Regions from separate parts of the Homo sapiens genome. Here region 2 is linked to region 1. The links are chromatin contacts, found by Hi-C or POLR2A ChIA-PET in ENCODE. All regions are on one chromosome and are shown on one strand. Each heading gives the region's core, a stretch centred on a gene start or an enhancer-like site at or near the end of the contact. The rest is flanking DNA. Distances are from core to core; before and after follow the strand shown.

Region 1 (3,966 bases), core at 19-2,518:
GTCATAGCTAACAGTTTCTGTCCACGTGGCCTGAACCAACCAATAGAGTGTAGCCTGCACTGACCAATCAGAAGCCAGCAGCATTGACCAATCAGAACTCTGCAAGTGTCAACCAATCAGAACTAAGCCAGTTTGAATTCTGTATTTGCATAAGAGGACCTGAGTGGAAAGCTGGGTGGGAATTTTAACTATAAAAGCGAAACCCTCCTTTTTTCTTTAATGTATCTTTTGTTTCCACTGAAGGGTTTGTCTTCCCCGTTTGGAAACTGTTCACTGGAATAAAGTCTCTCTTCTCGAAATTCCTTTTCAGATAACTTTTTTCACATCCCCAAAGTCAGACAACTACAAAACTGAGGGCAGGACCTGGTTTTTCTGTGTCCTTGGCTAAGCTTATAGCCTCTATATCTTTTTTTTTTCCTCTTGGAGAATTCTAAAGAAATAGAATATATATTAATATTTCATGAGACAAAAAGCAATAATTAAGAATATTATACATCTGTTTAGTTGTCCTGTCCTTAAAAAAACAAGGGTAACTTTTTTAAAGTTACTAAATCTTGATATGACAGAAAAAAAAGCCAGTATTATTTTTATAGATATCCTCAAAATTTCCCCAAATAATGTGCAGAATGTTCATTAAAAATGCACAAGTAATAAGAGTAGATTTATATAATAGCATATAAACATATAAGTTAATTATTCTAAGACTAATATCTTGAATGGTTGGGTTTGTTATGCTTATTAATGTATAATAGATTTGCAAAGTTAATTTTTTAAATCATACTTTTTAAATGGCATTTAATCTGGTTCACTAACTCAGGGACTTGAGAAGGAAAGGTGTGAAAACAAAAATGTGATGTGAATTTGGTCTGAACCTTATTTAAAATGGTTAGAAGTGTTAGTTTTTTAAATAAATTGAGGTTTTTTATATACAGGCTGTTTAATGTTTTGAAGGAATAATTGAAACCAGCAATTTGGATTGGGATACAATTTGAACTTTCTTAGAATACACATAACAAACTGTAGTCTTGCATTTTAGGTTCAGTTACATCAACTCATGAAAACAAGTCAGGTTCTGTTTTGCAACCATTTTTCTTAGTATCATTTACCCGTTAGGAAATGCTGCTTAGTTAGCAGATGGTAGGGCTCATACACTATCAGTCAAACTGTTGGCCAAACTTAGAGCTAGTGGGAGGGTTGGCAAAGACTGTTTTCCGTGAAAATACAAGTTTGGTTTTTTTTTTTCCTTCTGTGTAGTTTGGCAAGCAACACAGAGAAAAGCCTTATGCTGATGAATTTGGAAACTCTAAAATAGTTAAGTAATGCAGTTTCTTAAAATGTAAAATTACTTGATTAGTTTAATAATGTAAGTGTTGCTTTAGGGTTGTCTTCATTTTAAACAACTATGACTTCTTGTTTGTAAAAGATATATGTCATGTGGACTTGCAAACGGTTATAAAATCACCTTCAGATTTTACTGTGTTGATGACTCATTTTCTCACTTGGGGAAGAAAAGAAACATGGATAGCTATTAAAACTAGTACCATGTTGTAAAAGAGCCAGATGGTTCAGGCCTGTTTGATTAAATTACTTAGAATTACTTGTAAAACAAAAGAATATTCCCAGTGACTTTTCAGATCTATGTTTTGATAACCTCAGGGGTCAGTCTGACCTCATTTCACCAATGCAGACAGTGGTTCCAGGTTTCATAGCTGTGTACTGTGTGAACTTCAGATAAGGAAAGGTTCCACAACCACATTGCTCTATCAAGGAAGTATGTGGATATTGGCTCAAGTTGTGGTGTGGGTGAAAAAGCAAATGAAACAAAACATCTAGAAGTCACTTTGGGAACAGTTGATTTTTGGTGGAACATTGCTCTACCCATAGACCTCACTTTCATCACTTTAGTCTTAATCGCTGTCTCTGTTAAAGTGTTTACAGGCTGGGCGTGGTGGCTCATGCCTGTAATCCCAGCACTTTTGGAGGCACAGGCAGGTGGATCGCTGGGGTCCAGAAGTTCCAGAGAAACCTGAGCAACATGGCAAAACTGTGTCTCTATGAAAAATACAAAAATTAGCCAGATGTGCTGGCGTATGTCTTGTAGTCCCAGCTACTCGATGGGCTGAGGTGGGAGGATTGCTTAAGTCTGGAGAGGTTGAGGCTGCAGTGAGCTGTGACTGTGCCACTGTACTCCAGCCTGGGTGACAGAGTGAGACCCCATCCCCCTCCCAAAAAGGGAAAAAGTTTACAAGTGATTTTGATCTAAAGTTTTCATGACTTTTAAATTGCAGAAGCAGTTCTATTAATTTTAGCAGGACCACCCTTGCAAAATGATCTAGCATATGAAAGACAAAAAACTATACCCCAGTAAGAGGCAGCCACATGGAAATGGGGAGAATGTGCCCTGGAGTCTGGGTGGCCGCTTCTGTCACTAGCTGTGTGACAGCTGTGGCTGGGCATGCTGCTTAATGTTTCTGTTTCTAAATTGTCTCATTTGTAAAAAGGAGATGATAGAGAATTTAAGTTGACAGTAACAAGATGTGTTTGGAAAGGTGGGTTGGGTCTGCGTTGTTGAGGCCTTGAGTATCCACTTAGGAGATGGGTTTTAACCAGTAGGCAGTGAGGGACCACTGCAAGCCAGTAACATGATGGCAGACTTATAAAGCTGTTCTTTTTCTCCCTTCACTGTTCTTCCCTCACCCTCCCCCTGCCTTGGGTGGGTCAAGGGGGTTGGATGAAGTCTGGAGGTAGACAGATTTCTCTAAGAGCATTAGGATAGTATCAGTGGGAAATTAAAAAAAAGGACCCATGTGAGAACCAAAGCATTAACAGAATTCTGGGACCCATAGTATCTGGAGTGAAAGAATGAGTGAGGAGGGTGATAGGGCAGCATTGAGACTGGGTGACTGGAGGGGTAGGAGGCTCAGAAGTAATGCAGTCAGGAGCAGAGCCAGCTTCTTTATTGATCTTACAGGCATGACTCACACTGCGCACCACTTATTCCTGACTCATGCTTCCTGTCTTGTTAAGTATTTTTCTTTCCATATCATACAATGTTCCATTGGAATGGTTGGTGGAACCTAATTTATTTTAGCAGTTTACCATCTGTTTCAGGTGGCTTGTGATTTGCATTGAAGCAATTTATCAATTAACTCAAGAGTCCGTGTTTTATGTTCCAAAGACAGCCCTCCTTTTATTGCACTACAAGGTAACATTAAACAGGAGAGAACTGCCAACTTGCTCTTTCCCATGCCTTCCCTGGTCCTATGATCTTAAATTTCTTTCTTTCTATTGATTTATTCCTTCATGTCTAAAAATGTGTTTGACTCACTCCTTTCCTATAAATCATTTCTCAATGCTGCTAAGTATTCTATTTTTCTCCTGTTATGTGTTGGCAGACTTCTTGACACTACCTCCCACCTGCCCACTGTGACACTCAAAAACTGCTTTAAACAGTCTCTACCTGGGTGTTCCAAAGGCACAAGCCAATTCATCATTACCAAAACAGAACTCATCATTTTCTTCCTCCAACCTTCCTTTTCCCCCATATCCTGTCCAACCCTGTCTCTTGTATCCTGTTTCTCAATGAATGGCACTATCATCTACTCAGCTGACTTGGCCAGAATTTGGAAATATCTTTGACTTCTCTCTTTTACCCCCTACTGCATATTTTTTTCTTTTTAGCATGTAATTTCACTTTCTTTCTTCTCTCCATTCTCTCTGGCACTCATTGTCTATTAGTGACATTACTATCAAATTCAAAGCTACTGAATTTGTCTTCTGGCATCTACTCTTGACTGTTGACTTTGACCACCTGACTTATTTTTCATTTGTCCACCAGAGTTGTCTTTCTCAGATCACATTTATTCATGTCACTTCCTGGTTAAAATCTCTCCTGAACTCTGTTGGCTTTAACATGCTGCATGAGGATTTCCAGTTCTAGCCTCCACTACCTCTCAGCTGCATTCT
Region 2 (4,135 bases), core at 1,407-3,906, 120 kb after region 1:
AAAGGCCCAGGATTTTTATCCTGTGTTCTTTTGTAAGAACCTTTTCCTGACACATAGGAGCAGAATCGCCAGCTGTTGTCTGAAGGGTCACAGAGTGACAAGAAGTAGAGAATCAAAGCACATTATAAAACACATCAAAATATAATTCCCCCACAGCACTTACCACAAGGCTGAAGTGCCTGGGGGAATATTTGTTGACTGAATGGAGTAAAGGTTAAAATGCTTTATTTAGTTTTTAGCATTTGAGGAAAGCTCAGGTTTTATTTTTAAAGACTGTATATTAAAATTTTATCTACAGAGGACAAGTTAAAAACTTAGGAATATAGGCCAGGCACGATGGCTCATGCCTGTAATCCCAGCACTTTGGGAGACTGAGGCAGGCGGGTCACTTGAGCCCAAGAATTTGAGACCAGCCTGGGTAACATGATGAAACCCCATCTCTACAAAACATACAAAAATTAGCCGGGTGTGGTGATGTGCACCTATAGACCCAGCTACTCAGGAGGCTGACAGGTGGGAGTATGGCTTGAGCCCAGAAGGTTGAGGCTGCAGTGAGCTGTGATTGTACCACTGTACTCCAGCCTGGGAAACCTGGGCAACAGAGTAAGATCCTGTCTCAAGAAAACAAAAAACAAAAAACTTAGGAGTATGGCCTCGAGTTCTAGTCTCTGTTTTTATTTTCTTCTGAAGCATATATGTAATTTAAGAGAATTGTAAATGGATATCTATGGGGAAGTATACTAATTGTTTTCTGCTAAAAGATTGAAAAAAATAAGTCTTCTGTTGTTTTCTTCCTCCAAGTCAGTTAAACTCTGAACTAAAAGGCAAATGATTGACAATTACAGTGCTACAACAGCTGAGGAAGCTAACCTCAAACAGTGAAGTTAAAATGAGTCAGCCCGGATGTCAACTTGGGCAGCTAAACACCAGCCTGATTGATTATAGGTCTGAGTAAGTGCAAATTTGACTACAGACGTAACATTCAGGATTTAAACTCTGGAATGTTACAGATACCCACCAAAGATCAAATGTGACCAGTTGTGCCATTTGGGAGAAAATTTCCCATGTTTTCTAATAATTATGTTCATTCTCAATTCTTAATGGTGAATTTTCAGTTAGAATCACACTACACATTTAGTTAACAAGTATTTACTCTGACTACATTGTGCTCAGTGCTGAGAATACTGGAATGAACAAAACAGACATGATTCCTCTTCCTAGTACTTACATTCTAGTGGGAAGACAGGAGTAGGGCAAGTGGTTACAAAGTATGATGAGTGTGAAAAACAGAGAGGGGAAAGCTAACCTAGCTCAGAGATTCTTTTCCCAGAGAAGAAAGGTGTTCTGTGAGCCAAAGAAGCAGCCTGCACAAAGGCATGGAGGTTTAAAAGTGTGAGATATCAAGAAACCTACACATTTGGGTATGGCTTATTGGCGAGAAGTATGGTGAGAGATGATGTTTGAGAGGTAGACAGGGGTCAGGTCACTGAGGGCCCAGAGGCCACATTAAGGAATTTGAACTCTGCTCTTTGGACCGTGGAAGGACATTCAGTATTGTCAGTTAGAACAGTAACATGGTCAGATTTATATTCCGAAAAGCTCACTTCTATCTGCTAGACAGATATGGGAATCACAGATGCATAGTGACCAATTATCAAGTAGTCATCCAGGTGAAAAGTTATGAACGCCTGTGTTAGGGAGAGGGCAGTAAGCATGTAGCAAAGTCAGCACAGTTGGGAGACACTGAGGAAGAAGAAACAATGAGATAGAGCTCAACTGAATGTGAGGATAAGGAAGAGAGGGAGTGAATCAAGGATGGCACCAGATTTTTGGCTTGAGCATCTGCATAAAGGATGGTGTGCCTTCCTGAGCTGTGTCCCTTACACAGTCAGGGAGCAGGTTTGCTGCAGGTTGGGAAAACGAACATGTTTAGTTTGATTCACTTGCAAGACAGCTTTATAGAGATGTTGCTCAGGAAACTAATTGAAATTCACACCTCAAAAGTAGAAGAGCTCTTTGGGGTTGGAGAGGCTAAAGGGACACTGTGTTCTGAAAAATCATGAAAACTCATGAAGAAGTTGATCAGCAAAGGCAAAAATCCAGACATTTAGAAATCCAGAAAGATGTTTATTGGAGAGAGCTAACTTAAATGGGGGAAGCAAAGAGGAGAACACAGTTATTTCAAGATTTGTGTTTCTTATAATAATCTTACTCTCCTCAGTTATTCCTTTTGTGGAAAATAGTGAATCATTTATTGTATCATCCATGAATAAAAGTTGTTTAGGAAGTTACCTACCAAGTACATATTAGGGAAAGAGGAAATATGTCAATTTGCCTCTTCTAATATAAACAGGATAGGGTTTCTAAGTGGGAGAAATAGCTTACTAATGTGATAATATCTTAAGGTATCTTTAGAAATCTTTAATCTTCTACAGCTTTTCAAAATGTTCACTTAAATGGGCTATTATTCATTCCCTTCCTGCTCCAGAGGATTATTTGAATGTGAGGTTATATCTCCATGTATGTGGGAAAATATTTCCTGCTAGTTAATTGGATTATCATTTGCTAAAGACCACAGGATCCATGGTGAGGGCAGTTCAGTCTGTTACTTAAGTTGCCTTAGTCACCGCCATATTTGTTGTTTAAAGGAAAAGTGAGTCACGGCAGTGTCCCAGACAGTGTGCTTAGACAGTGGTTTAAAAAGACTCTTTCATTTGCTTGATTTTCAGAATTTTTTATTATGAGTACAAGATCTTGAGCGCCTGTTATGTAGGTCCTGGAGTCCCCTCACTAGAATATCAGATCCATGAAGACTGAAACGTTGTTTTCCCAGAACCCTGGGAAGTAGTAGGCACTAGATTAATTGCTCATTGAATGAAGGAAAAAAATGCTAGGCTCTAGGATTAACAAATGTGAGTAAGACCTATTTTCTGCAGCCCAATTTGGAAGGGTGGGTGTGGGGAATTTAGATGTGATGGGGCAGGCATAGTGATAGAGGTGAGGAGAGGAAAGGATCTCTTAATTCAGCCTGCCCAACACAGAAGCATGTGAATGTATCCTTGTTCAAGGAACTTGATGTAGCTTAGTCCTGCTAGAATACACTATATAAAAAAGATATCATGGAGGGAATGTCATACTGTGTCAAGGAGATTGGACTTGAACCAATGGGTGATGTGTAGGGGAGTCATAGTCATAGTCAGCCTTCCATTTTAGGTAGATTATTTGAGTTGTTCTCTGGGGGACAGACTGAAAAGGAGAAGGACTGGGGGCAGGGAGGGAAATAGGAGGTATTTTAGTAGTTAAAGGAAGAGATGAGGAGTTCTTGAACTAGGTCAGAGGCTAGAACAAGCATGGAAAGGACATATTAAAGAATGTTTAGTAGCTAAAACCGAAAGAACTTGGTGATTGATTATTGTGGAAAATGGGGACCTCGGTGGAGGGATGGGAGGATAAGAATTGACTTAAAAGTTCTGGCTTTGGAATAAAAAAATTAAAAATTGGCCAGGTGTGGTGGCTTACGCCTGTAATCCTAGCATTTTGGGAGGCTGAGGTGGGCAGATCACTTGAGCTCAGGAGTTCAAGAGCAGCTTGGCCAACGTGACACAACCCCATCTCTACAAAAATACAGAAAAAAAAAATTTAGCCAGGCATGGTGGCATGCGCATGTAGTCCCAGCTACCTGGGGGGCTGAGGTGGGAGGATCACTTGAGCCCGGGAGGTCAAGCCTGCAGTGAGCCGAGATTGTACCACTGCACTCCAGCCTGGGTGACAAAGTGAGACCCTGTCTTAAAAAAAAAAAATTAAAATTTTTTTTTTAAAATCTGGCTTTGGGAGGATGGAGGTCCCACCTCTAAAAAGATAGGTAATATAGGAGAAATAACAGGTTTTGAGAGAAAGATGGTTTTCGTTTTATCAGATTGAGTTAGAATCTGTGGGATATTCAGGCCAAAGGATTGGGAGAGAAATGATTACCGGACCTGCAGATGGGGGAGTCATTCTCATGGAGGTGTGAATGTGGCCAAGATCCTCAAGGAGGGCATAGGGGCATGAGGAGAAATGTACTCCCAGGAAGAACATAGCAGAACATCAGTGTTTAAGGAGTGGAAAGAAGAAGATGAATCCATGAAGGAGACTA

The links. A loop is a pair of places that touch in the nucleus more often than their neighbours do. ChIA-PET counts read pairs that join two places held with the same protein, here RNA polymerase II (POLR2A). Pooled maps may share reads with other maps.
Region 2: a map of endothelial cell of umbilical vein shows a loop between it and region 1 (6-fold over the local background). The contact joins two enhancer-like sites. A Hi-C loop is called at or near these places in 7 of 168 maps with a recorded cell type or tissue (Calu3, PC-3, PC-9 and 4 more) and 7 of 50 pooled maps. POLR2A ChIA-PET finds 5 or more read pairs at or near these places in 2 of 52 experiments (activated naive CD4-positive, alpha-beta T cell and endothelial cell of umbilical vein).

Annotation. Positions count from the first base shown.
Region 1 is chr7:102,990,878-102,994,843 of GRCh38, reverse strand. All of the region lies in intron 7 of FBXL13 (F-box and leucine rich repeat protein 13), which reads left to right. Among named protein-coding and RNA genes, the nearest start is that of NFE4, 19 kb to the right of the region's middle. RefSeq lists enhancers at 2,808-3,102, 2,129-3,328. Within about 2 kb of position 1,268, at least 10 of the 41 ENCODE cell types and tissues checked have a DNase peak (open chromatin) inside an H3K27ac peak, as active enhancers do; they include ascending aorta and endothelial cell of umbilical vein, where a contact is called at or near this core.
Region 2 is chr7:102,871,057-102,875,191 of GRCh38, reverse strand. The region is part of intron 17 of FBXL13 (F-box and leucine rich repeat protein 13); the gene reads left to right. Among named protein-coding and RNA genes, the nearest start is that of LRRC17, 40 kb to the left of the region's middle. Within about 2 kb of position 2,656, at least 4 of the 41 ENCODE cell types and tissues checked have a DNase peak (open chromatin) inside an H3K27ac peak, as active enhancers do; they include ascending aorta and endothelial cell of umbilical vein, where a contact is called at or near this core.